7 separate regions of the Mus musculus genome follow, and all the other regions are linked to region 6. A link is a loop called in an ENCODE intact Hi-C map of the cell type or tissue named here. Cell type or tissue: gastrocnemius. All regions are shown on one strand. Region 1 overlaps Bcas3 (breast carcinoma amplified sequence 3). Region 2 overlaps Bcas3 (breast carcinoma amplified sequence 3). Region 3 overlaps Bcas3 (breast carcinoma amplified sequence 3). Region 4 overlaps Bcas3 (breast carcinoma amplified sequence 3). Region 5 overlaps Bcas3 (breast carcinoma amplified sequence 3). Region 6 overlaps Bcas3 (breast carcinoma amplified sequence 3). Region 7 overlaps Bcas3 (breast carcinoma amplified sequence 3).

Region 1 (4,000 bases), 190 kb after region 6:
TTCTGAAAGATAACTTCAATCTTTTACTGCCATCTTAAATTTTAAACAAACAAACAAAAAAGCACAGGGGAAGCTATGGTACTATAGTGCTCCCTCAGGGATGTGGCACTGTAGAGTGTGCTCCCTCAGGGATGTGGCACTGTAGAGAGTGCTCCCTCAGGGATATGGCACTGTAGAGTGTGCTCCCTCAGGGATGTGGCACTGTAGAGTGCTCCCTCAGGAATGTGGCACTGTAGAGTGTGCTCCCTCAGAGATGTGGCACTGTAGAGTGTGCTCCCTCAGGGATGTGGCACTGTAGAGTGCTCCCTCAGGAATGTGGCACTGTAGAGTGTGCTCCCTCAGAGATGTGGCACTGTAGAGTGCTCCCTCAGGGATGTGGCACTGTAGAGTGCTCCCTCGGGTTGTGATCCTGGCAAGGCCAGGACAATGACAGTGAAGTTTAGGGTTATCTGCCTTTCTCCTCTGCTCATCATCTACTGCTCCTGTGATGTCATGTCAACATTCTTTAGACATGTATGGCAGCCACATCTTCTTCCTGGTTTTAGAACCCTCCTTACCAGTGGTTTTCAAGCTTCTTAATGCTGCGACCCTTTAGTACAATTTCTTATATTGTGGTGATCCCAACCATAAAATTATTTCTTACATTACATTTATTATTATGTATTATTATTACATTTTAACTGTAATTTTGCTACCGTTAAGAATCATAATGTAGCCGGGCAGTGGTGGCACACGCCTTTAGTCCCAGCATTTGGGAGGCAGAGGCAGGTGGATTTCTGAGTTCAAGGCCAGCCTGGTTTACAGAATTCCAGGACATCCAGGGCTACACAGAGAAACACTGTCTCAAAAAAACAACAACAACGGGCTGGAGAGATGGCTCAGTGGTTAAGAGCACTGACTGCTCTTCCAGAGGTCCTGAGTTCAATTCCCAGCAGCCACATGGTGGCTCACAACCATCTGTAATGGGGTCTGGTGCCCTCTTCTGGTGTGTCTGAAGAGAGCAATGGTGGTGTACTCATATGCATAAAATAAATTAAAAACAACAACAGCAACAACAAAGAATCATAATGTAAAGCTGGGTATGGTGGTGTACGCCTTTAGTCCCAGCACTTGGGAGGCAGAGGCAGGTGGATTTCTGAGTTCAAGGCCAGCCTGGTCTACAGAGTGAGTTCCAGGACAGCCAGGGCTACACTGAGAAACCCTGCCTCGAAAAACAAAAAACAAAACAAAACAAAAGAATCATAATGTAAGTATCTTATGTCTGACTCCTGTAAAAGGGTCTCTCAGCCTCAAAGGGGGCTTCGACCATTTGTTGGTACAGAGGATCTCTGACCTTGTAGAACTATGTTGCCTGGATGGCTGGTACTTGCCACACTTCCTACAGAAAGAGTTCCTTGTCTTCCACAGGAATCCTGTGGTCCAGCCCAGGAGTTCTGCATCCACAGGTGCTAAACAGTGGGTCCCTGGAGGCAATGAGGAGGTGTGCACAAGTTCTTAACCTTTAAATTAACAGTGGTAATGTAAGATTTAGAAAGGAAGAGTTAGTAAGAGCAGGACAAACTGTTGTCACTTTCGTTTTCAGGAACACACTAGAAGGGCAGGTGAAAGCTTATGGTCTCGAGGTGACCCCACTGAAAGCTCTTGCTTGAGGGCCACATCTGAGATTCGCTCCCCTTTCGCCAGGCTCCCAGAGAACTCAACTACAAAAGGAGGTTTGAGCAAGGGGAAAGAACCAATATCAGGAGCTCATGGAAAGATGGAAGGATTTCTAGTCACGGTCAGTGAGTGAAATGAAATCATGAGGTAAGAGACGTATTAGTGATGCTAAGGTCAGGACCAGGTCAGGATGTGTTAAGACAGAGGAGGCCTGTCATGGGATCAGAGGCAGCCTCGTGACTCGAAAACATTTTGAACTTGGCCTCAGTTTCCTTAACTCTAAATATACCTGCCACCAAATCTAATTATTATTAATTACAAGAAGAGGAACTGAAGTCTAATAATTCACTAGGGAGCCGGGTGTGTCTGGGGGGACAGACACAAGGCAGACTGCAGACTTTTTCCATCTTCGGGGATGGTACTGGTGGCAGCGCTGCTTGACCCAGAGCAGGTAGAACTCTGTCTCACACATCTCCACTTTCCCACTTTCCACTTGGGTGGTGGTTATTATTTTTAATGTATTCCTACTGCAGTAAGTCATAAATAAGCTTACCTATTCAAATGACCACAATAAATGATGCGGAGTAGCACACAGGCCGTGAGCAGCAAAGACCCAGAAGGCAACACTTAAAACATAAACTGCCAACAGTAACCTGATCAGGTTTCATAAATCAGAGCAGCAATGGCCCTAAAGAGTGGCAATGAGCGCTCCAGTAATTGCAGCCTCCTGTCTAGGAGCATACTGTAAAAATAGCCACAGTAAGCAATCCTCCTGGCCAATCAATAGACTCCTATTAACCTCCTGGCCAATTACAGGATGATTGCCTAAGCAAACAAAGAATTATTGGCTGTTTAGTTGGGACTTTATTCAGGCCCCCTCTTCCCCTGTTTCTCATTCTGTTCCGCCTCTCCTACCCACCCCCTTTCCTGTTAGGAAAAAAACATCTGCAAACACCTGATATTCATCTAAGTCCCTGCAGTTGTACAGTCTTGTTAAATTGTTACCACCTTTTCCACAAGCAGTTTTGGCAATTAACCTCGTGGCCAGAGACTTCAAAGAAAACAACTGTTGAGTTTAACCTCTCTGAGCTACCATAGATTCTTTTATGATTTTTCCTGAGACACTTTCATCCACAGAGGAAAAATGCAGACTGATAAAATTAATGTTTATTTTAATATTTGCTTAATTTATTAAGGCAAACGCCACAGACGTTGGGACACAGCAGGATTCACCGAGTCTCCTCGCTACCACAGAATGGGGGCTTATTTTAATTTACATTCCCAGAGCATGTGTGTGCTCCTTTGCTCTTCCACAAAGCCTACGCTTGCTGGAACCCAAGGATTTGATACATTTGACCCCCTCTTGCCCTTGTTCACAAATCTCTCATATGTTTTTCAAAACTGTTTAAAAGTTCAGGATGAAAAATGCATGTGAAATGAATACTAAAAACCCCAGTTGCCATTAAAAATCTATTTTCATTTTATATTTTTACCCTCGCAGATACACTTTTTACCTTAAAAGCAGGGCTAATCCCCCAATTCTCATGAGAATAAACTACTTGCAATAAAGATCAAAATATATGACTGGGCAAGCAACACAATTCTTCTCCAGTAATCGTGGAGCCTGTGTATTTCTACGCAATTTATGCTGTGTAACCTGTCCAGCTGTGGACAACAGCAGCCATGGGCCTATTCTACCAGCTGAAGGCAGGCTTGTGGAGGTAGGTGTATTAACTCCTTCAGGCTACAGAGTTCATTTAGGATTTTAATAAAAGTGATTAAACATTTAGTAGATTCTGAGAACTACGGAAGCCTCCTCTCTCCCTGGCAATGTGAAGCCCTGGAAAATTGCCACTCTTATGAAATCTGAAGAACTCTGCTAATGATGTGGAATACTCATACTGAGATCTAGACATGAACATGAGGTTGACAGAACAAACGTGTAGCCAAGTTGAAAGAGCTTTTGTTTGATATTTACGGTCACCAGCATCGATATGTTTATAATTAGTTCCACCAAAGCTATACGTAACTGCTTCTCAAAAGATGACACTCTGTGGTGCAATACCGTATGATCTGACAATGGAGTTAAGGGCTTTCATAGGACAAAACAGCAGGTACTACAAGAACACCAAGCATTGAAGAGCAGAGATGGAGGCACAGTAGTCTGCAGGGAGTCAGAACAATGTAGATTCCCCATGAAGTTCCTTGTTCACTGGTCTGTGAGCAGCCAAGCGTAGCACTGGGCCTATAAGGGAGACTGGGAGAATAGAATGGAGTTGTGTACATAAGACAAAAACCACTGAACTGTTTTTAAAATGGGAACCATCTATAAAAATGTGAATCC
Region 2 (4,000 bases), 440 kb after region 6:
CCTTGGCTAAGCACGCACGGCTGATCCAGACCTCACAGCCCCAGCCATGACTTCAGCACACACCAATCTAAGTATCGGGCCTTTGAAGCTGCTCTAATGGTATCTTCCATTTGCAACTAACACTTCTGTAGTCAAAAGATCTTCCTTGGGGTAGATGTTAATGCAAAAGCACTCAGACAGCCTGACATGTGTGCCAGGAGGCAGACTGGAAGGTGCTCAGAAGTCAATGTAACACCATTACAGAGGGTGTTGGCCTAAGCAGCTGTCATAAACACTTCACAGTCACTCAAGCACACAAACTTCATTGCCTCTAATTCATTCTTTGTACTACAGCTTGAATGGGTTGAATCTAAAATATACACTGAGCAAAAGAATACAGACAAGACAAGGAAGACTCCATAGTGCATAAATTTAAATTGTTTAAAACTGCCAAGCTAATCTGTGGTCAGGACAATGACTGTTTTACCCATGGGGGAGGGAACTACATGAGAAAGAAAAGGATCCTTAAATGCCATCCAGTGTGTTTGTTCCACTTACTTGTCTGTGTGCATACATGCACAATCACACATACACAGGAAAAAGTCAAGCTATAAACATGAGCTTTATATAGCTTGTGGTATTATAAACTATATTTACAATGGTATATGACGTCTATAAACTATCAATTCATGAAAGAAACAAGAGGACGCTTATATGCATATTCAATATAACAGAAACCAATCTGAAATGGCCACTCCAAGTATGGCAAATGACATTTGCCAAATACAATATCAAGTAATGAGAAAAATGATGGCCTCTATTCAAGGTGTGGGGACATGAGTGAACAATGCTCAGTGACTCGTGTCATGGCACATCTGTCAAAGCCCCTCATACAGCACTGAAATGAACCCTGACTGTGGGTGGCAATAACATGTGAACTCAGGTTCAGAGACTCCAACCACATCACTCTGCTTTAGACTGTTGGTAAACAGGAGTCACATGTACCCATGGGACATACAGCAACTCCGTCCTTCTCCTCCAGTCTACTTTTTCAAGAAGTATTTACTTCTGCCCAACAGTGAGAGGCAGAAACAGGCAGCTGTGAAGACCTCCCTGGCCAGACAGTAGAGCTGAAACCACAGCTTCTGGTTCAAAAAGAGACCCCATCTCAGGGCAATTAAGACAGAGAAACAACTGAGAAAAAGAGCCCATGCCTTTTTTCTCCTAATGGAAACACACACTCATGCACATTCAAGAACATGCACCACACATCCACATACAAACAAACAAAAACCAACTATACATACATATTCCTAGAAAGCAAAAAAAAAAAGGGGGGGGGCTCTCATTTAAGAAAGATCCCAACTTAGGATAAACTTCAATTATGAAGTAACAATCAGCCTACAAATTAGCAAAATTTGCATAATGCTATTAGAACACACTTGGGCTTGTCTAAAAGACGGCCTTAGGAGTCATACTACAGGGGAAGGAAGGAATGAGAGCAAGGACACAAGTCTAAAGATGCCAGAAATGACATTCATTACTTTGTATGTTTATATTAATGTCAATAAAAGAAACTAATAAAAATTTTAAGAATGTATTATAGAGTCAGACACAGTGACACATGCCTATAACCCCAGCTCTTGGGAGGCTACACAGGATGACTGCCAAAAGTTTGAGACCAGTATGGGTTAGAGGAAAAGTCTGACTCAAAAAAATAAAAGAAAAATATAGAAAAACTTTCAGTTCAATAATCTGGGCAGATTCAACATGTTCCTTCGTCTATGCTGCTATTCTATCTGACACCCAGCACAGACCTGCCCATCACTTCTCCTTCCTGTAAGGAAAGCAGAGAACAAACACAAGGCCTGTGCTCAACAACAGCATATGCAGCCTGAATGGACTCCAAACCTCTGCTTACCAATGCACTCAAATCACCAACTTAATATTACTCCCAAATGAAACCTATAAAAATGTTTCCTGGCTAACAATCTCAATGCGGCAAGGTCTACTGGCATATAGCTTCTAATAAATAATGGACTAATTGCTTTCTACCTCAAATATGCCCTCATGTGTTTGCTCTGCAGGTTTTGGTATGCAAAGCTTCACATTAAGCTTCAGGTCATGCTTTCTGTAGATCGGTGTGGCAGTGACACCTAGTGTCCAACATCCGAAGCACACGCAAACAGAACCAGGCACAGTGGCACACACCCATAACCCCAGCTCTTGGAAGGCTATGCAGGACAACTACCAAAACTTTGAGAGTAGTATGGGTTAGATGGAAACTCTGGCTCAAACAAAAAAAACAAAAAAAAAAAAACAAAACAAAACAAAACAAAAAAAATTCAATAACATTTGTAAACCCAGAAGGTTTTATTTTTATAATGATTTATTTATTTATTTTTGTGCTATGTGCATTGGTGTTTTACCTGCATGTATGTCTGTGTGAAGATGTCAGATCCCCTATAAATGCAGACAGTTGTGAGCTGCCATGTGAGTGCTAGGAATTTAACCCCAGTCCTCTGGAAAAGCAACCAGTGGTCTTAACCACAGAGCCATCTGTCTAGCCTCTTGCTGGCTTTCTTGTTTTGGTTTGTTTGTTTGTATTTTAACAGGCTTGACAATCTAACGATGGCCAGTCTTAAACTCACAATCCTCTGCCACACCACCATAAGTTGGGATCACCTGTGTATAACATACATCCAACCCTACATAGGTTTTAAAAAAAAAAAAGAACAAAACTCTCAAACTCTGACCCTTCCAGTCCTGGCTTCCTGAGTAGCTGGGATCACAGATGCTCAAATTTTATTTCTTCAAAAGTGATGCAAAGACTAAGGAGATGGCCCAGAGTGCACAGGAACACTGGCTCTACAAGCATGAAGACCCGAGTTCAAATCCCCTGTACTCACCGGAAAAACCAGGTATGATGTGTGACTGTATTGTAGGCCGAGAGCTCACTGAACAACAAGACTACTCCAAAATGTACAGTTCCAGTTAGTGAGATATCCTAGCTAACACCAAAAGTCCTGCTCTGGCTTCTGAATGCACACGTGGGTACGAGCACTTGCACACTCACTCACTCACATGCACACTCATGTACACACAAACATACTAACATGTACCCATATATGCATACTTAACATAACAAATACACACATACATGCACTTGCATGTACACATTATTTTTGGTATTATTATTGCTATTATCATTATTATCATGCCAACTCATATCACACAGCACCAAGCTAGCCAAGAAATTGGAGAAACTGACTTCTAAATCTCAGGGTTTTCATAATCCTCTTACAACAAACCCCCAAACAAACGTTTGGACAATGAAAACTGTTGACAGACTACACAACACATTGAGCTATTAGGGTAGACACATTGGTTTAGTTTATTGAGGCATAGTCTCACCTGTAATCTAAGACAGCCTGGAACTTGCAGCACTCCTCCTTCCTCAGCCCCTCAATGCTGAGATTATAGGTCTGAGCCATGTGGCTCAGCTAGAATGATTTTATTTTTCTTATTTTTTACTTTTGACACTACAAAATCATACTCTACTAATAACAGGGTCTTAGTTACTTTTCTACTGCTGTGGCAAAATACCATGACCATGGCAACATATTTAAAAAAAAAAACATTTAATTTTGATTTTACAGTTCCATTGGTGATCCCTTGAAAATCAGAGCAGAGAGCATTGAAGCAGGTAGGCAGGCATGTGCTGGAGCAAAAGCTGAGAGCTTACATCTGATCCACAAATTCCCATTCCCACAATTAACTTTTAACTGCAAATATGTTTCAATAGACATAAGGGAGTTCTCTGCCTTAGACAAAATAAAACAAGGGCTAGAAATGTCCCTCCATGATATGCAAGGCATCCACCAGGTCCTGGGTTCAAATCCAAGAACACAAATGGGAACTGAGGTATAGTTCAGTTGGTAGAATGTTGGCCTAGCATGCAAAAGCCCTAGTGGCATTCCCAACACTGCATAGTGGTCAGACCTGCAATCTCAGTTCAAGG
Region 3 (4,000 bases), 310 kb after region 6:
TATTTTACCTTCCAAAATTATCAAAACCAACTTCAGTGTTTGTAGTCTTTTTTTTTTTCTTCTTTTTGAGGCAGGGTTTCTCTGTGTAGCCCTGGGGGTCCTGGAACTCACTCTGTAGACCAGGCTGGCCTTGAACTCAGAAATCCGCCTGCCTCTGCCTCCCAAGTGCTGGGATTAAAGGCGTGCTCCACCACCGCCCAGCTCAGAGTTTGTAGTCTTAATCCTGTTTTTATGCCTGAAATGGAAGATAGACTGATCCCTTCACAGGGAAGATAATCAATCATTCTGTATTGACTTTTACTTCACAGGTATGAGTGTTTACATGCATGAGTGAGTGTGTGTGTGTGTGTGTGTATACCACCTGCAATGACATTAAATTCCTGGGAACTGAACTTACAGACAATTGTGAGTCAACATGTAGGTAACAGGAGTTGAACATAGGTACTCTGGAAGATCAGACAGTGCTCATAACGACAGAGTTGGAGGGGCTGGAGAGAAGGCTCAACAATTTTAAAAAATTAAATAATGAAATAAAAGCAAATTAGTAAGTAATAAAACTAAAGACTGAAACAGTCATTTTCATGTAGTGGTCAAGGATATTTTGGCTTCATCACAGCAATGAGTCTAGGTGTCAGTACTTCAAAATCTATCCAGTGTGAGCACAATGTCAGTCAGAACTACAATGCCAGTCAGAACTACAATGCCAGTCAGAACTACAATGTCAGTCAGAACTACAATGCCAGTCAAAACTACAATGCCAGTCAGAACTACAATGCCAGTCAGAACTACAATGTCAGTCAGACAAAGAAGAAAATTAAACAATGGAGATAATAGCTTAAAAAAAAGACAAAAACCTGTAAAAACATTAAACAATAGAAAATAACATAAGAAAAGACATGATAGTAAGAGAAATGTTCAAAGAAAAGTCTCTGTTAGAACACACTGTGGGGACAAGAATGCAGTAGGACATGGGATGGTGGCAATGGGGAATCTCTCACAAATACAAAAACACAAAGCACAAACAGGAGCTCCAGGCCCAGACAGGAGAGCCAAGATTCATCTCACAGCAGCTTTAGAAAGGGGCATACAGGAAAACAGTGGAGAAGAAACAAGAAGTGGAAAGCAGAGGCTACTGGGGACTAGATAAGGGAAGGAAGGACAGGGCCAATCAGTGGTAAGAACAGAGAGATGAGCTGACAGCACTAACAGTGCCTGAATCATGGCATCCAGACAACTGCTGGTTTACAAAAAAGCAGGACACACATGCTCCGGGACAGGAGGGCTGGGAGCACACTGACAGCACTTAGGAAATAACACAACTAAAATGTTTCCATTCACAGCAGTCGTCAAGAGTCACACACAGGAAATGAACATCTGTACAAAGTACTCAAAAGAGCTGTAAGTTGGTGATAATACAGAGTCCACATCCTTGTGAAGAATTTGGAGAAGAAAACACAGAAAACACAAGAAAACGAAGAGATGCCATGGTGGTATCTGCTCCCAAGATACCCAGGTTCAAGCCCTGATGACAGGAACAGAAAAGCTGAGAGCACACTGCCCTCTAGAGGTAGCATGTTTCATTAACCATTAAATGCTAAACCCAAACTGTTCATGATTTGCAAATGCAAATTTGTATTCATAAGCAAAAAAAGCAAATTGAAAGATTGTATTTGCATCAAGTGATAATTACATTAAATTTATATTTATTTTATATTTTCTTGTTGCATTTATTTTAAAGGAGTTTATCTAAACAACATAAAAGATTACAGTAGTTAAATTGGGTTTAATTTTATGTTTAAAACATTTTTAGACAGCACTGTACACTAACAGGCTCCTGAGGGTTCTCATAGCTTACTTTACTTCTCTCACACATGGGACTACGTATGCCTCCATTTGGCTGGTGTGAGTAGTGCCTGTGTATGTGTGTGCACACAGACATTCCACGACATGTTTCTTGTTCTAGTGCTTCCCTGCTCAAAGAGTCTCTCACAGACCCCAGAGCTTTGCAGGCCCAAGACTGGCTACCCAGTCAGCTTGCTCCGGGGATCTTCGTGACTACTCCTCCCAAGTGCTGGAACTAGAGGCGGCTCCTGCAAGATAAACGTCCATGTGTGTAGCAAAACTACACACTGAGCCATATCCTTATGCACTCTATGTCCCTCTTAATACTTCTGTGAACTACACACTGCTATAAAGATTATGAACTACTAGAGGTGCTATCTTTCTTTAATAGTTTTTTTCAATTAGTGACTTAAAAAGGATAATTTGAGATGGGATATCACCTATCAGCATTAGGCTGGTCCCAAATTCATGACAATCCTCCTGCCTCAGCATCCAGAGTACTTAATCACAGACTTGTGTCATATCTTGGCTTCTTATGTGGTTTTTAAATTAGACATCTTGCTGTGTGAGGCTACCCTTTCCCAAACATTTGCATAAAGAACTCATCCTCTATCTCTGCACAATTACAGAAAATGACATGAAAATATTGAAAATGTGGGTGGTGTTGGTGTATAGTAAATGTCAAAATGAGCATAGAGTTATGCCAACGTTTTCAGAGGATGCCTCGGGAACCAGGAAAACATTAGGTTTTTACAACAGATTAGAAGCAAGGCTTCACTGACCTCAGGCAACAGGCTACAAGGAGAGAGCAAACTCCAGGTGCTAAGCGACCCAAGGAGGGCTCTCCCACATGGCGTGTCTGCACCATTTATATACTCTGTGTCAGATGAGGCATGGAATTTAAAGCAGAACTTCAGCGCACATGATTGATTTTTCTTGGCAAAAATTAAAACACTTATGGAAACTCCACTCCACAAGTAAACAGTGACTAGAAGGAACAGTCAGGACATGGCACTCTGGTGCTGCTGACTCCCAAGGAGGTGAAGCTATGTGAGGAGCTGGGTGGCTGCTGCATATTTACAATAGGATGCGGTCTATATCAAGAAAACTCCCTATCGACCAAAGTAAATAACTACAATAAACCATCAAATGAAGGCTGTAAACAGTCTCCAAGTGGTAAGACGGGAGTGCCGTACACACAGATGCTAAAAAGACAGAAAGACTGCTGGACTTGTAAGCCATTTGCTGAAATATAGCAGCTCTGGGTCCAAGAAATGAGAGGCCTCCTTCAAAGTCCTCAAACCTCAGGTTGGGAGGGAGCAGGGTCTGGAATTCAGTTGTCAGATGCTGCAGGCCTGGCACAACTCCTTCTCCAGACCAAGCCAGAAAGAAGCTGGGTTAGGGGACATACTCAAACCTTGGGAGGTGGAGGCAGGAAGGGAGAATCAGTGATAAAGGGTAGCCTTGGCTACGTAAGGGGTCACATAGTTACACATAACTACTAGTGAGGCCAGTCTGGGTTATCCAATGAGACCTAGGAAGAACGGAGGGAAAAAGAGGGAGGGACAAGAGAGGCAAAGGGAGGTCAGTGAGTCCTTAAAAATCTCAGGACAGGGCAGACACTATATTCTTAAACCTAAAAGGAAAACCTACTTCACAAGATAAAGAAACAGGAAAAGTAAGCAGGGCCAGTGTGGTGGGTGAGCAAGGGCTTGCAGCCAAAGTCTGACTCTTCACTTGAGCTCAATCCCTAGGCCCACACAGTGAAGGGAAGACAGGCAACTCCCAAAGATTATCAGAAACACGTACGTACATATACAACCACACACACATACACACGCAGACACAAGCACGCACCTAAAGAAACAAATGTAAAAAGCACATCTATCAACTATGTGAGCTCACGTGTGGAACCGTGACTAGTGCCACTTTCAACTGCGGATTTGTATCATCTCCCACTTTAGAAATACTCACAAGCTAATGTCCATACTGAAAGCAATTAAAAGCAAAGAAATAAATTCAAATTTTTATTTCATTCAGTAATATTGTTTACTTACATTGTTTTGTTAAAAAAAAAAAACATGAGAAATGAATCAATCCTGCACACTGCTGACGAACAGCAGCAAAGTTTGAGTGACAGCAGTTGATCCATACGCAC
Region 4 (4,000 bases), 110 kb after region 6:
TCTGAGGACACTGGTGTAAACGAATCACCACCGGGGTCTCAGGGGCTTTCTGTAAAGAGCGGGAGAAGGAGACTTTCCAGGTCTTTCGGCTCACCCGTCAGCAAGTTACTTCACTTCTCCTACACTCACCTGTGAAACGGGTGTATGAACAGCCGCGGCAGGGCAAATGTGAGGACTGATGACAGCCTACTTCGAGGGAGCTGCGCACAGTGCTTAACACAGAGAGGCATTGTCAAGTCTGTCCAAAGCAATGGGGAGAGTACCCACAGTCCTGCTCGGTGAGATGCCACAGTGGCACTCCTTTGGACAAAAGATGACCTCAAGTGCCCTAGAAGCACTAAGGGGATCAGCCAACAGGAGAGTTGGAGAGATAGGGGGTGTCTGGTGTCTACGGGAGATCTCCAACCTGATTGCCCTAGGCCAGGAATGGACAAGTGCCCACTCGAAGGCTGGTGCCCTTGGAACAGAACATGAGCCTCTTAGAAGTAGGTTGATGGAAAGGAAAAAACAAAATGGCTGGAAAAGTTCAACAGGTTCATTGAGCTCCAGATGCTAACCAACCTGCTTTCAGGGGTAGCACTTCCCATTGTTGCCAGAGACCGGTAAAGGACGGTAACAGACAACCTCAGCTTGGCCTGTGAGACAGATCACCTGGGCCCAAGCCCTGCAGCAATTACTGTGCTATGAAAGGCGGAGCTGGACTCTAATAAGTGAGAACAAAGAGCCAACCACCCTGGAACATTTAGCAGACCTCTGGGTCATTATCTGGCTCAGTTTCAGTGTTCTCAAATTCTGTGTGCTCTCGAGAAGAATGGAGATCCACAGATTAGTCCTCTGGGCACCCCTTATTATCCTCAGGTCCCTTCAAAATAAAAACACAAGTAAAAGTAAAACCCATCTAGCAGCTGCTACTACTTCAGCACTGACAGCATACTGGGTGCTACCTTTGCAAGAGGGAACCAGTTAGAAAGGGCTCAGATATAGAAAAGTGATATCCAGTACCAGCCAGGGAACAGCAAGGTTCTTTCTGGCACCCAAACAAGCTCTTTAGGAGAGAAGGGCTGTGCATACATAGACCCTTGGGTTTAAGAAGGAAACTCATCATCTAATCAGAAATGAAACAAGAATCCTCAAGAGCTCAAGGCTCATGGCAACATCTGTCAGTCTAGAATGGATTAATAAAATTACAAGGGATGGTAAAAATCTTATCTCAGAGGAATTACAAACACAAGTCCATATGCTACAACAGGATGGGACAGTCAGTGGTCAATATTTGGCCAGTGTTCTCTGTTTCCTCCCCTGTAAGACCAGAACACATGACAGAGGGCATATCCCAGGCCCATCACCCTTATTAGAAGGCCAGGGCGTAAGGAGTGAGCATCTTTCTGCTATAATACTTAATCCATTTTGTGATGTGTTCATGGGAATTTTGGGGAAGACCCTGCTGGAAGGAGGGCTCGTCAGAGGCGAGGGGCACGAGCACATGAATGAAGCTAGGAAGGTAAGGCATGCTAGGGAGATGCTTAGTAACAAGTCTGTCACACACACAGGGCTCCTCTAGGCAAGAAGTGGGAGTCGAGACGGAAAGCATCAGTTAGAACTGAAGTGGAAACAAGAGTTTGGGAAGTGTGTGCACACGGCATGTGCATTTCACTGAACAGTCATGAGCCCCCTGAGCAGCTTGTTGCTCGTGTTTGAACAGACTAAACGAAGGTCTCATATTTGTTGCAAGGCTGTCACTTCTTGGATTATATGATGGGTGGTCCCAGATCCATTTCTTCCATCATACCTCAATTGAGACATTATTTAAAGGCAGCAACATATAAGTCAACTGTCTTTCATCTCTAGGATGGAACCCCAGGGTCCTGAACATGTTACACAAACCTTTACCACTGAATTATGTTCCTAACCCTTGGCTTTGAAAGACAGTGTATGTTAGACTTGAACTTGCTAAAAGCCCTGGATGGCCTTGAGCTGACAATCCTCCACCTCCAACTCTAGAATGCTAGGCTCACAGGTATGTACCACCATCTGGTTCATTAAGGTTTTTGAGGAGAAAAATGCGTTGACATGAGAAAACTTCAGTTATTTTGGTTAAGATTCTTGCATGACTACTGGAGTATTCTAGTTAGGAGAGATTGAGTATATTTGTAAAGAAATGATTGAGTGCATGTGAAGAAATGACTGAAGATGTGTCAAAAGCCAGGATCAGTCTCTTTATCAGCTATATCATTTTTGTGCTGTTTTCTAAGCTTTAAGGCAAACATCTAGAGGTTTTTGAGAGGACCTGATGACTTTCATGGAACCATACTTAAGAACTACACTGAGTTCTTGCCTTTCTGCAGGTTGACGCCTGGGGTTGCTAATAGTTCTTGGGCCATAGGACAGAAATAACCCTAAACCTCTTAGGTTCCTTATGAAGTGACTGTTTTATGTGGCCCTGTCTCCAGCTGGCATTACCATCTAACTCCTCTGTGCCTTCCTTGGCTATCTCCAGCTGGCATTACCATCTAACTCCTCTGTGCCTTCTGGCTATCTTCAGCTGGCATTGCCATCTAACTCCTCTGTGCCTTCCTTGGCTATCTCCAGCTGGCATTACCATCTAACTCCTCTGTGCCTTCTGGCTATCTTCAGCTGGCATTGCCATCTAACTCCTCTGTGCCTTCCTTGGCTATCTCCAGCTGGCATTACCATCTAACTCCTCTGTGCCTTCCTGACTCAGCGTCTTCAAAGGAACCAGGCAGACATCGATCTCTGACACCTTGAACTCCCCAGACAAAGACATCCACAGAAAGCAAACCAGAGAAGAAACTGCTTAGGGCTTGATGGCAAGAGACTTAATGACCTCTGTAGGGTGGTCTAGGTCAGGGCCTCTGAAAGTAAATCTACAACTTTCCTGTCAAAAAGTGCCTCCATCGCATAAAGCCACCGGGCCACTTGGCTCATGCCTACCAGCAGAGGTTGAGGGTGTGGTGGGTAACATACAGTCACTAAGGAAGGTTTAAGAAAAAGTCAGAAAGTATAATATAAAGGATATAATTGTGATTTGGAGGTTCAGAAATCTGTTTAACCAGGATCCATTTTTAAGGGGAATGAGTGGTACAGTCTTTAAAAGTCTAGGAGGAAATATGTATACAGTAGCTTGCCAAGAAAACCATCAAGAACTCAAGTTTCCTTCAAGTTAAAGCCCATCACTTAATAAAATAATAAGGTATCATTCACTGAACATCTAAACAAATTGCTAGGATGTTACCACAAACAGCTCAGGGAAGAGAATACTGTGGTGAGCTTCCCACATAAGCAGCTACAGCAGAAATCCTCTAAACCCTACACACAGTATGGCTAAAACAGTCTATAAAAGAATGCTGAAGAACGACCTTTCTGTTGGAAAAGCTTCGCCCTCAGCAGACACAGCAGTAAAGCCATCTACCCAGGGAGAGGTACGGAGCCAAGTCTCCTCTGATTTCAGGGCTGACACCTACTCCTTGCTCATGAGGATATGCACACTGTGGTGCAGAAGTCTCTGCCTCCCTAGTAGCTGCATGTGATGCTTTGGCAACAGTGGCATGGAGAGGAAACAGGAAAGCAGAATGCAGAGCCAAATAGAGCATGGCTGGGGAAAGCAGTTTAGTCCCGCTCATCCAACTGCCCTCCTTCCTTCCTCCCCCCCCCCCCCCCCCGACTCTCTGAGACAGTATCTCAGTACACACCTGGGGCAAGCTTGTACCCTGTGATCCAAGGCTTCTGTCTCCCAGCTGCTGGGGTTACACACCCACCCAGTGCATCCAGCCTCAGGTTCTCTGCGGCACGTCTAACCTCAAGGTCTCTTCTTACCTTGTCCGAGGTAACCCAGAGGTGAGTAGTGACCCCCTGTGCTTGGGTTCTGATCCTTGGCAAATCCTATGTGAGATTAGCTTGGGAAAGTATTTGTGACAAGTGACAGAAGACGGAAACCGCTGATATTTTCATCCACTTCTGGGGTGGAGAAAAAGGTGAAGGA
Region 5 (4,000 bases), 84 kb after region 6:
CACATGCACGAAGATGCACACCTACATATTCATGTGTGTATACACTATACCACACCTACCGCACATCAAAAGGAATTCAAAGTCATCTTTGATCATATAGGAAGTTTGAAGTCAGACTGGCTTGAGACCCTGCCACAAACAAACAAATAGAAGTGACCATGTATCTATGCTCTAATAAATAACCTTTAACTCTTTGTCATGTAAGCAGTCAGTTATTCAACTCAGTGAGTCATACATACACAAAGACTTGAAAGTGGTGGGAGAAGGGCCTGGAAAAAGGGCTTCCATGATGGGGGTTGGGTGATGAGAGAGGGTAACAGGGTAAACATGACTAAGACTCACTGTACATGTTTGACACCGCTATGGGGGTGGGGGATGTTAAAGGACAGTTCCTGACTTGTCTCTCCATCTTAACACGGCTGAAGTATGCGCAGCTCTCCAAGGAGTCGGAATGGGGATGGTTTTTAAACGGTATAGACCAAAAAAGGAGGAGAAATGTGACTAGCCTCCCCGGAGTTAGAAGCACAGAAACGGTTCCATAGGCTGTGAGAAGAGTACCTTCTAAATATGCATTGTGACTGTTACCATTCCCACCTCCTAGCCCTCCCACACCCTGTCCTCTGCCCATAAGGCTGGGGCCCCATCACTTCCAGGGTCCTATCAGCAGTCACTGACATGCCGCTGGTCTCTGAGCATGCTCACAGCTCACAAGAATTCTCCCAGCCAACAACCTTCATTCTTTGGCATTGGCTCTTTGAGAAAGCATTATCAAAATTTTTTACATACATATCAAATAATACATTTGTCAAGAATAACCCGTCGTAAATAACTTTTCTTCTGGCTTATGTGAACAATGCTTATTGCTTGACTTTATAGGATTTAATTGGAGAAATTTAAAGTTGAGGGGTTCAACTTTGCAAGTACTCTCCATGTGCTGATGAGAAACAGACATGCCAGGTAGATTTCACAAAAAGAAACTCACACACTTTGTTACTTTCATGACATCATGCAAGCAATGGTCTGCAAACTACGGCAACTTATTAAGTGTAGGCACTGTGGGCAAGAGTGGGATGAGCCCCTGAGTTCTCCCAACCCAGTCTTACTTGCCCAACCCCCAAGCATGCAAGATCTTTCTTTTCTCTTTAAATCACACTAGGGGGCTGTCCGCTTCTAATTCTCTCAAACCTACCTGAAAACAAAAGAGAATGAATACAGGAACCGCAGTGAGAGCAGGGTAGGAACTTATCTAAAGAAAACACTGGTGACCCTAGAGTCCCACTGCTGCAGGAGTGGGTGCCAAGTTCTGCGTCTCCACTGAAGGATCCCAGCAGCTGCAGTGTGTTACTTGTGGCAACTCTTCTAGGATCGCAAAGGGTTTCAAAGTCATCCTGGCAGCTGCCTCCTGTCGCCCACTCTGTAATGATTGAACCTCTTGTTCCTTTTATAGACTTGTTCTCTCCTAATAAAACACTAAATGCTGCTCTGAGCAACTGTTCCAAGATGGTTAGGTGCAGGCCTCCCCCTCTTCCTCCTCTCCCCCCACACCAGGCATTTGCTCTCACAATGGATCCTGTGTAAATGGTCCTATGGAGTACACACACAGTCACATGAGCACCCACACAGGCATGCAAGTGAGCACACATGCAAGCGCCTGCAAATCCCTTTAACTAAACCTGAACTTTGCATCCATTTCCAGCTATTTTAAGAGCAGCTACTTTAAGACTGGGCAGCCATCCTAGAGCCATGAAAGCTAGTGTGCAGCACAGCCTGCTATGAACGAAGAACCATGTGGATTCACTGTGGCAGGACTCTGCAGAAACAGCATCTCCAGACTGTATCTCAGAAGAAAGCGCTTCAACCTGTGAGTGAGTGGGTGGGAAATGCTGCAAAACAGGCTGGTTTCCCCACTTGGAAATCTGAACCACATTTTAAAGGTGTGAACCCCTTTTACAGTTGAAAATGCAGAAGGGAATCACATCATACCAGAACAACGCAAGAATCGGCTCAAAGAGGTTCATTAGATCTAAACACATTGTATTCATGTATGAAATACCAAATATTAAATAAAATAAAAACTGAAGAATAGAAATTCCCAGCCCCTCTCAAAGCTCACACTTTTTCCTTAGCTCATACTCTGGCAGCTATACAAATAGAGTAAATGTCTTCCTTCAATTGAGTACAACAACATTTGAAACTGACCCTTACTTTTAAAGCTTCACTGTGACTTTACATTTAATCTGCATTCGATTTTTCTCTCCTTTGAAACAGAATCTTCCTATGTAGCTCAGGCTGGTCTTGAACTTGGTCTCCTCTCTCAGCCTCCTGAGCTTACAGGCACCAATCACCACAACCAGACTCATTTATATTTTTACCGGCCTGCTGAAGCTTGCAAGCCCCTCACACAGCGGGAGCTCTGGCTACTAGTTATCTTACCACTGGCGGCCAGCAAAGGCTCTGCTGGCATAGCAGTTGTTAGTCAATCGTTTGTTGAATAAACAAAAGAAACTTTAAAAACAAAATGCTCTTGGCTAAAACAGGCAAGCTAACAAAATCCCTTGAACACTTTTTGTTCCTTAGACTCTGAAGGCTTTTAATGAGGAATCCTGCCCTCTTGAAATAATTCTGCTTAAGTAATTGCCATTTGACTGAAAGAGACAAATACAAGGAACCTTTAGACTCTGACTAGTAGAAAGTTAGAGGCGACCAATTCTCTGTGAGGCTTTGTTCATCCTAAGACCTCTCTGAAAGTATAGATTAAAATGCTGTAATTGGTGATTTAAGATGTTAGCTCACGTCAAGTTTATTTTTGCATTTAGTGCTAAGCATTTTAGTCAAACTGATTTGTTTTTCTGTTATGACATTTTAACAAACCCGTAAGCAGAGAGAATGGCGTAATGAAGGCCATGCACTCAGCATTAGCTTTACAAATTAGCAGCTCTCGCCACTCTGACTTCACCTATAGAAACTGGTTCCGACTTCAGCTCTGTGACAATCAGATTGCTGCCAGTGCTAGCCAATTAGCTTATAATTACTATGGACTTCTAGGTCTCAAGAAACCTCCCACTTGGAAGGTGGAAGTTTTGAGCCAAAATATGACATCTGACATGGTTGCAGCTGCTTGAAATATGTCTTCATTAAAGTCAGATGAAGGAGATAAGCCTAGCCTCAAACCAACACAGTCTGCATTTTTTCTTTTAAGTACAAAAGTAGAACTCTTTCCCTGACTGTACTCCCTCCTGAGCCCCCTCCTCTTCTCCTCTCCTCGCCCTTCCTAATTCTAAAACATTTAGCCACAAAAGTGTATTCCCAGACTTGCTCTTGCTCTCACTAATGTTCACGCCATTTTCCCAGGGCCTCAGCTCAGCCTTTGAAGAAGCTAGAAGGCAAGGACACAGGGTGACATAAACTCTCCAGCAAGTTGGTTCTAAGGAATGGACCTTTATACTTCTCTCTTGCTCTCTCTTTTATGGCTTAAGATGGTGCAAAAATGTTACTTATTCCCTAAACAGTTATTAGTCTCCGTAATGTAACATAACAGATACTTTCTAAATCCTTTTAGCCTTCTCCCCCTTACTGGAAAGATCATCTTTTATATATATATATATATATTTCAAAGTGGATTTAATAAAGAAAGGAGTGCTGTTAAAGTAATACGTGAGGCTTTGACATTAAGCAGTGCAACCCTGCGGAGTCGGCAAGAACAGGGCCTCTAATCTCCAGTGATTTATAGAGGCTCTTCCTTCATCTCTGTACTTGGGGAGGGCCAAAAAATTTAGAGACAGCCTGGCGTCCCTTGTACTCCACACCACTAACTCCTGCTGGCCAGTCTGCCTGCTAAAACTTTTAACCCTGGAGCTGCCGCTGTAGCTGAACACCCATTAAAGCCAGTTTATTTGCTGTCAGAAGACAGAGCGGTTTCGTGTTGCAGCGATGTACAGGGAGGTAAACATCCACGCTGGAGGTTGAGAAGTTACAAATAAAGAGCAGAAGGGAAGCTCAG
Region 6 (4,000 bases):
GTGGCAGCTCAGGTCACAAGGGGCTCAGTTGGGAGAAGAAGCCCCCTTGGCTAGCAGCCTCTAGCTTTTGACCTGGGTGTTTCTTTCACTGTGGGGAAGTCTTCAGGCCATTATGCGGTATAAAGCCCTATGCAATGACACTGCTTCTCACGGGGTGCTCCTGCTCACGCACTCATGCTCCGCCAGCATTCTGCCTCAACCCTTAGTCACACTATCCAGGATCAGTAGGTGGGCACAAGCCAGGACAAGAGAGGAGACAGTATGCCTGATCTGTCCCGACTGCTGTCCCAGCTGACTTGTCTCGAGCCCTGTCCCAGCTCAGCCCCACTGTTCCCTTGCTCTCTCACAAGTTCTACCTGCTAGCAGGGCTTGAGCTTGTAGAAACTATATGGCTTCTCTGTATAACGGGATCCTTTGTGGGAGTCTCTTCCACTGAAGAGAGAGGCCCTTACTTGCGTCAGTCTTTCCTCTTAGCCTTACCCCACCGCAGCCAAGTTTCCTGGGGACCCACAGAATTTATATGCTGAGTTGGTCTGTAGAGTAGCAAGGCCTGCTGCCCTGGTTCTTGTACCTCCACACTGCTATTTTGGATATGGAAGCCAGATCTATTTACCTATGATAACCTTAACTGATTCACCATCTCTTCAACCAACTGGGGTGGGCAGAGGGCTGGGAATAGGAGACCCTACTTGCTGGATCAATTCACTGGCTTTCTAAGGTCAGTTCCTACTCTCTCTTTGCTTTGAGCTGTTGCCTCTAAAACGTGGGCAAGCACAGGCATAGACATTTCTGGCGTCTTCTCCAAACTCAGATGTGACCTACGGCTTAGCTTCTTCCTCTGCAGTCTGCCTGTCTGTGTTTTACAGTTTTGCTTGCCTACCTCAGGAAAACAGGACCTTAAGAAGTTACTCAAAACATCAAGGTATATTCAGCGATACACTCATCTGGTTTCAGAGCTCAGTATCCAGCCTGTACCTGCCCCAGTCCCCTGCCACCAAACACATGCAGCACAGCTGGCTTTGGTTAGGGAGTGAGGGTCATGGCCCCCACTAGGCTGGCCATCATCATCCAGCCACTCCCGCCCTCTGAAGGTCACACTGTAGCCCAAGTTGGGCTGCCCAGAAGCAGCAGCAGCCGCCACGGAATGGGTCAGGGAAATGCTAACCATGCCAGTCATATCTGGGCCTAGCCCAGGTAGATGGGTACACAGCATTATCAGTCCTAGCAGGTTGGGACTGTTGTGAGGAGGAGGAGGAGGAGGAGGAAGAGGAAGAGGAGAAGGACTGTGGATAAAGGCTGAGGGACTGGTTGTGGTGCCTGATCCCCAAGAGACACTGGCTTCCTGCGGGGGGCCTTGGCTCTGGGAAAGCCATGAGATAACTCTATATGGACAGAAAGATGAGGCCGAGGGCTGCTCAGATCTTTTCCTCCAGCTTGCTTTCAGGTTCACCTTCATCTGGGGACAGGAGGGAGAAGGCTATCGAGCAAAGGGAGGCCCTAGGCATCAGCAAGCAGAAGGGCTTCCCAGGAGGAACATCCAATAGAGTCCATTTTCTCTCCTCCTTTCCCCACAAGCAAGCCCAGGAGTGTCCCAGAAAGACCGGAAGGACCTGAGAGGCTTGCAGAGGCCATGCCCTCCCGCGCAGCCATCCTAGCACTAGGGGGCGCTGACAGCAGGGCCAGGAAGGGCAGGAGAGGAGCAGGCAGTAGCAAGAAAAGCAGGGGCCTCTTAGTGATACAGATAGGATGGATGCAGGCCCAAGGAAAGCCGCCCCAGATAAAGGAGCAGGAGAGGCCATCAGTGAGGGAAGAGGGGCTTCTTTGCTGAGCAGAGAGAGAGTCCCAGCAGTCTTGATACAAATGCAACATATCCACACTGCCAAGAAAGCTAAGGAATCCACAGCCCAGGCCGCAGCTCTGCACCCCACTGTCCCTCTGCACAGGCCCCAGCAACATCCCCAGCCAACCTGGTGACCCCACCACATAAGTCTGAGTGGACACACCCCATCCATCAAGTGACAGTGCAGGGAGAGTTGCCAAGGGGTTACAAGATGGAGGCCAGGTGTGGCTGAGCTGCCTGGCCCATTTTTTCTCTTTCTTGCTTAGGCCTGGGAGAGATGGGGCCGGACAGGAGTGTTTAGTGGCCCCACATCTCAGGGTACCTAAGATTTTGCTGACTGTCTTCTTTAAACATTGCACTGGTTAGTCTGAAATGGCCACTGGGTCCCAAGATCATATTCTCACTCCAAGTCCGGAAACTGTGAACCTCATCTTGTTATCCCTCTAAAGGCATCCATTCACTCCTTATGGTCCCCAGGTATAAATTCCCTGGCATACCAATGGCTGTTCACAGCCTGCCGCCCTGTCTGACTTCACTGGTGTTTCCTATTTGAATGAGGAGCTTGCTATGGACAGCTTTAGGCCGCCGAGCTCCAACATGCCTGCTTCTCTTCCTGAGCTTTCCGTGAGTGTCTGCTCTTTTGCGAACCACGGTGTCCACTGCAGAGCACCTAGGCTCGGAACTCCTCATTTGACTCCTAGTTAGCTCTCAGGAAGACAGGCCCTGGTCGGGAATGTGTGCCTCAGTCCCTGCTTCTCCAGTCACAATCCCCAGGCCTGAGAAGTAGCTTGTGCTGAAAAATAATTTCTGGAATGAATGAATGGTGTGGTGGGAGACATGGGACCTCTCTCCAGCTCGGACAGTCAGTGAGAGGCCCAGGGGCCCAGCTGGTCCGGCTGGGACGGTTTCTTTGGCACTTTACTAGCGACTTCTATCAAACCCAATCTCTTTCTATTCCTCCAAAGACACCAGAGTGAGAGTGTGTGGTGTGGGGTGAGAACATGGAGGAGGGCAGATGCACACGGGATCCCCACTCGAGTCACCCCCCAGCCCTGGAGCAAGTGGCGAGTAGAACCGTGTGGAAGTGCGTGGCCTTACCTTCCTCCGTCTCGAACGCACGCTTTGTTACTGTTGGGCTGTTCACGCACGCTGGGCTGTTGGCATTGTTTTTTTTTTCCTTTTTTTTTCCCTTTTGGAAAGAAAAGCATTGAGGAATCTTTTTCTGTGTTTTCTTTGAGAGATCTGGACAATGCTCCAGAAGTACACGGATCTCCACAAGCAGGAGGAGGAGGTGGAGGGAGGTGCAGGGGTGACACACGGGCAAAGGGCGGTCTTGCAGGGACACTCTGCTGTCCAGGACACTGACATGCACGTGAGGCGGCAGGAGGCTGACTGGTCATGGAGGGGCGGGCCCAGAGGCAGAAGTGTTGTGAATCTTTCAGTATGGGGTAGGGAAGAGGAGTCACACAGTAAGCATAGAACACATAAAACGACGGTTTCTAGAAGGGGATACACAGGGACCTATGGCCCATGCAGTGACAGACGGGGCCCCATGCAGGTGGGTTGCTGGGAGAGGAAGAGGAAGGAGGCAGGCTGACAAGTTTTCAGAGGGAACCCTGGACATTTTAACATAGTAGCCTGGTTTCAGTTCACCATTGCCCTCCCTCTGCCCCCACCTCCCCAACCCCACCTTCCCTAAGTCCCAGCAGCTTACTGCAGTGTAAGTAGACGCCAGATAAAGCCTAGCAGAACCAGCTAGGGCCAGTCAACTAGGGAGGTTCTCCAAGCATCACGGAGTCTGGCCCATGCTTTAAGAAAGCTTGTTCTCCTATCCCCAGCCCTCCCCACAGCAGGGCAGCACATAAGGAGGAGCCTCAAGCAAGTTCTCAGACTCAGGCTGTGCCCTCATATTCTCCAGGGACTTGGTGACCCTGAGCTCACCGGAGGGAGAACTGGTCTTAGGGCAGGCCACTAATACTACTGCCCATGACCCCACACCACATTGGTCTTACGAGAAACCAGGCTTGTTACCACAGCTGATCCCCAGTAGCAGAGACTAGGCAGGCCACAGGGGACAGGAGTGGACAGCAGAGCCAGCAATGAGAAGGGCGAGGCCTCTGCTTTCATGAAATAAATAAGCCTGAAGCAGAGGAGGCCTTG
Region 7 (4,000 bases), 120 kb after region 6:
GAAGATTTTATTTCATCTTCTAGCTTCAGTCCCTAAAGAAGAAAACGGTGACAAGAAATCGGAAGTCCAATGCAGTCTGTACTCTTCATGGATGAACTTCTCATGTTAAGTGCAAGTATTTATATGGTACATGTCTGACAAAGGAAGCCTTCCTACAATCATTACTGATTGGACAGCTCCTATAGACAGCATCAGTTTATAAGTGTTTCCTTTCTGATACACGTTACAGAATACTGTAAAGAAATTATGAAAATTATATTGAACAAATCAAGAAGTGGTTCAAGTTTTTGAAAACCTCAATTTAAAGTTTACATATTTTCAAAGTTGAATAATTTTACACTGGGGTGGGAAGTGAAGTATAAATAAACATTTGCTTAAAGGTACTGAGTTGTGATAATTTTTCATGGAATGAGACTGTCAGGCAGTAGCAGTTAAATTAATATATACTGTACTTAAAAAATTAAACACTTGAGAAATAACCTTTTTAGCCACTGGAAAATGGCAAAGTCTAAGACATTTCAATCAAGTTAATTTGGGTATTAGAGAAATGCATTTTCCCACCAGAAACTATGTGAAGAAACAAATTAAACAAAATGGCCCTCCGGATGCTCGGGTAGCCCTGGGCGAGGAGCGGCACCATTGCTTGTCAATTAGGTTATTATACACACACATTCCCTCATTTTAAATCACGCCAAAGCTGAACGGTTGAAGGTATATCAAAATGAAGCATGACTTGCAATTTAAATGGTTTTTTGTTTCTTTGTTTTAACTTTCTTTTTACTCCTGGACAAAGGGTCCTGCTGGGTTTCTCAGGTTGGGCTGTCTAATTTCTTAGCTCCAAAGAGCCTCCTGCCTCAGTCCCCTGCACAACAGCTGAGACTACAGGCTTGAACCCACTGTAGTAGCTTGAACCCACTGTAGCTTGAACCCACTGTAGCTTGAACCCACTGTAGTAGCTTGAACCCACTGTAGTAGCTTGAACCCACTGTAGTAGCTTGAACCCACTGTAGTAGCTTGAACCCACTGTAGTAGCTTGAACCCACTGTAGCTTGAACCCACTGTAGTAGCTTGAACCCACTGTAGTAGCTTGAACCCACTGTAGTAGCTTGAACCCACTGTAGTAGCTTGAACCCACTGTAGTAGCTTGAACCCACTGTAGCTTGAACCCACTGTAGTAGCTTGAACCCACTGTAGTAGCTTGAACCCACTGTAGTAGCTTGAACCCACTGTAGTAGCTTGAACCCACTGTAGTAGGCTCAGAGTTTCTCTTTAACAAGCACTAACCTAGAGCAACTAGTCTAATTCAGCTATGTGTTCTAGGATCTTTCCCTAGCTCACCCTGGCATGCTAAAGTTCCTAGAACAAAAGTTCCTGAGCAGTCTTGGAAGTAGAAGAAGAGGCCAGGAGAACACTTTAACCAGCTCTGAAGTTACCTCAAAGACACCAGCATGGAGACAGATCAGTTTTTCTGGCCACACTAGCTGCAGGGCTCAGGCCCAGACTTCCCAAGGCAGGACAGTGGCAATTTGGACAGGTTACTTAACTCCCTCACCCCACCCCAACTTCCGTTTCTTTTACTTGTCAAGGTCTAGCCTTGGACTGGGTCCCCAACAAATATGCAACAGACCCTGAGAGCTGCTCACAGCCCCACTACACTGCAGAAGGCAGGGAAGGCAGGCAGGCTGTCCTTTTGCTTTTGTTTTCAACAACACCTTGAGACTAAGAAACAACAGAAGTAACTTTAGGATTGCCGTAGGAGCTGAGTGTTTCTGTTAAATTATTTATTTTATTTATATGAGTACACTGTCACTGACACATCAGAAAAGGGCATCAAATACCATTACAGATGGTTGAGATGATGTGGTTGCTGGGAATTGAACTCAGGGCCTCTGGAAGAGCAGTCAGTGCTCTTAACCACTGAGCCCTCTCTCCAGCATGGAGCTGAGTTTTTAAGGGCTAGGTTAAAGCCCTTCATCTAAAACCACCGAATGTAGGCAGGCACAGGAGACCCGGTGACTTCAGTTTGGGCACATAAAATTTTCTACTAAAGAGAAAATTCCTCTGACACCAGAGGGGGCAACTTTTTAAAATAAGCAATGTTATATAGATCAGTAATATTTGATTAGATACTTCCTTATAGTTGACCAGGCTCCAACAAGAAAGATGAGTAGCAAATCAGAAACACCACCAAATGGGAAGTAGATCTAACATCCTGTTGCCTCTTGGTACATTCTATTGCCTGTTCAAAATGGAGTCTCATAAAGTCAGGTTACCTTGAAATTCTTACATTGAAATGTTGGAATTTATAATCATGAGCCACCAAATCTAACTTAGTATCTTTTTCTCCTACATGCTCAGTGGGCAAGAGCTTGTTGCTCTTGCAGAGGACCAGCACCCACATGGTGGCTCACAACTGTCTGTAACTCCAATTACTGGGGATCTGACGCCCTCTTCTGGACTGCACAGGCACTGCATTCATATAACATACATCCATGCACTCAGGTTTGTTTTTTTTTTTTTTTAAGGAAGAATAAGTAAAGAATATAAGAATGAGGCAATTTTCCCCATTGCTCATGGATGATGTAATTTTTAACAACTCCTAGTCACTCTGTCTCCAGGATCATCTTATTCACACCGTCTCTTGAGACTGAATGGGTTTCTCTATCACTTTTCACCTTAACCCACTGAAAACCAATTTCTTTGTCTTTTAGTTAATGCCTTTTAAAAGACTGGCAAAGTAAATCTAAAGTTGGAGTATGTGCTTGTTAATAATGATATTAAACAATAATGGCAAAGGATTTATAAGTAGTTTCAACTTCCTTCTATTTGTCTTATATTTTTCCTATAATAAATGTAGCTTGGGAGGAAAAGTGGCTTTTAGATGCTCTGGGTTTGAAGTTCCTATGTAACTGAGGATGGCCTGGATCCAGCTCCTTACCCTCTTCCTCTGCCTCCTAGGGCTGGGACTGCAGGCAAGTGCCATGTGTCGCCTTGACCAGGACATGGGATGCTGGGGCTCAAAACCAAGAATTCCTGCACAGCGGGCAAGTGTTCGAGTTCCACCAACTGAACAACATTCTCATCCTGACATACTCTTTTTGGGGGTTGAAGCGAACAATGACCCAACATCTCCTAGCTCCCCACACAATGAGCAATTAAATTACTCCTTTCGGTTTCTGAAGTTTCAGCCAGTGGATGAATCCGTTCAGGTAAAGGAAAACCCTGAAGGTCACGACAACGGTGCTCACTCTAGTCAGAAAGTATCTGTGGTTTTGTTGTTGCTGGGTGTGCTGGAATTTTATGTCAAGTTCTCACTAGTTGTAGTCACTTTAGAGGAGGGAATCTCAATTGAGAAAATACCTCTATACAATGATGCTTACAGGCAGGCAAGCCTGTGGGGCAATTTCTTAATTCGTGATTGACTGGGGAGGGCCCAGCCCATTGTGAGTGATGCCATCCCTGGGCTGGTGGTCCTTGGTTCTATAAGAAAGCAGACTGAGCAAGCCCCGGGAGCAAGCCAGTAAGCAGCATTCCTCCATGGCCTCTGCATCAGCTCCTGCCTCCAGGTTCCTGCCCTCTCTTCCTTCAGTGATAGACTACAATGAGGAAGTATAAGCCAATTAACTTTCCTCCAGTTGCTCCTGGTCACGTGTTTTGTCACAGCAATAGTAACCCTAAGAAGACATTGCTTGTGCTATTGGAAATGGAACCTAGCACCTTACTCAGGCTAAGCACACACACTGTGCCCTGAGCTGCATCTCGAGAGTCTGCAATTTCTTGAGATGGAACTCTGTAGAAGTCCAAGTCTGTGTGACAAACTGAACAGACATCAGAATCCAGGACTCAGAATTTGGGTCTGGGTTTCTACCCCTAGAGGAGTTTCATGGAAAATCATTTCTTGTCTACTGTGAAGTTTAGGGAGAACCTGCAACAAATAACCTGCGGTTAAAGATAAAGATTATAAATTAATTTCTCAGTAAGAATGAAATTGGGGCAGGCT

The links. A loop is a pair of places that touch in the nucleus more often than their neighbours do. Peaks named below come from ENCODE experiments on the same cell type or tissue, not always from the same donor. Only the 100,000 strongest peaks of a DNase experiment are listed, where the experiment ranks them.
Region 1: it touches region 6 in a loop (7-fold over the local background); 3 of 42 quality-filtered maps call a loop at or near these places.
Region 2: it touches region 6 in a loop (4-fold over the local background); 20 of 42 quality-filtered maps call a loop at or near these places.
Region 3: a loop joins it to region 6, with 5 times the contacts of the local background. A loop is called at or near these places in 32 of 42 quality-filtered maps.
Region 4: a loop joins it to region 6, with 2.7 times the contacts of the local background. A loop is called at or near these places in 15 of 42 quality-filtered maps.
Region 5: a loop joins it to region 6, with 2.2 times the contacts of the local background. A loop is called at or near these places in 2 of 42 quality-filtered maps.
Region 7: a loop joins it to region 6, with 3 times the contacts of the local background. A loop is called at or near these places in 15 of 42 quality-filtered maps.

Annotation. Positions count from the first base shown.
Region 1 is chr11:85,631,260-85,635,259 of GRCm38, reverse strand. All of the region lies in intron 22 of Bcas3 (breast carcinoma amplified sequence 3), which reads right to left. Among named protein-coding and RNA genes, the nearest start is that of Bcas3os1, 86 kb to the left of the region's middle. In gastrocnemius, no CTCF peak of the experiment used is centred here; no DNase peak of the experiment used is centred here.
Region 2 is chr11:85,380,396-85,384,395 of GRCm38, reverse strand. The region is part of intron 5 of Bcas3 (breast carcinoma amplified sequence 3); the gene reads right to left. Among named protein-coding and RNA genes, the nearest start is that of Bcas3, 29 kb to the right of the region's middle. In gastrocnemius, a CTCF peak has its summit at 2,146 (motif pointing left); a DNase peak (open chromatin) is centred at 2,148.
Region 3 is chr11:85,515,766-85,519,765 of GRCm38, reverse strand. The region is part of intron 15 of Bcas3 (breast carcinoma amplified sequence 3); the gene reads right to left. Among named protein-coding and RNA genes, the nearest start is that of Bcas3, 160 kb to the right of the region's middle. In gastrocnemius, a CTCF peak has its summit at 1,587 (motif pointing left); a DNase peak (open chromatin) is centred at 1,542; H3K27ac peaks cover 743 bases.
Region 4 is chr11:85,715,525-85,719,524 of GRCm38, reverse strand. All of the region lies in intron 22 of Bcas3 (breast carcinoma amplified sequence 3), which reads right to left. All of the region lies in intron 1 of Bcas3os1 (breast carcinoma amplified sequence 3, opposite strand 1), which reads left to right. Among named protein-coding and RNA genes, the nearest start is that of Bcas3os1, 2.2 kb to the left of the region's middle. RefSeq lists enhancers at 1-1,454, 3,143-4,000. In gastrocnemius, no CTCF peak of the experiment used is centred here; no DNase peak of the experiment used is centred here; H3K27ac peaks cover 1,585 bases.
Region 5 is chr11:85,737,203-85,741,202 of GRCm38, reverse strand. All of the region lies in intron 22 of Bcas3 (breast carcinoma amplified sequence 3), which reads right to left. Among named protein-coding and RNA genes, the nearest start is that of Bcas3os1, 19 kb to the right of the region's middle. In gastrocnemius, no CTCF peak of the experiment used is centred here; a DNase peak (open chromatin) is centred at 2,412; H3K4me3 peaks cover 571 bases; H3K27ac peaks cover 3,040 bases.
Region 6 is chr11:85,821,051-85,825,050 of GRCm38, reverse strand. All of the region lies in intron 23 of Bcas3 (breast carcinoma amplified sequence 3), which reads right to left. The region is part of intron 1 of 2610027K06Rik (RIKEN cDNA 2610027K06 gene); the gene reads left to right. Among named protein-coding and RNA genes, the nearest start is that of 2610027K06Rik, 9.3 kb to the left of the region's middle. In gastrocnemius, a CTCF peak has its summit at 1,650 (motif pointing right); DNase peaks (open chromatin) are centred at 1,377 and 1,660; H3K27ac peaks cover 673 bases.
Region 7 is chr11:85,705,239-85,709,238 of GRCm38, reverse strand. The region is part of intron 22 of Bcas3 (breast carcinoma amplified sequence 3); the gene reads right to left. Bcas3os1 (breast carcinoma amplified sequence 3, opposite strand 1) reads left to right here. Exons shown (of 6, transcript NR_045875.1): 2 at 24-2,502; 3 at 2,959-3,044. Among named protein-coding and RNA genes, the nearest start is that of Bcas3os1, 13 kb to the left of the region's middle. RefSeq lists an enhancer at 1-744. In gastrocnemius, a CTCF peak has its summit at 2,445 (motif pointing left); no DNase peak of the experiment used is centred here.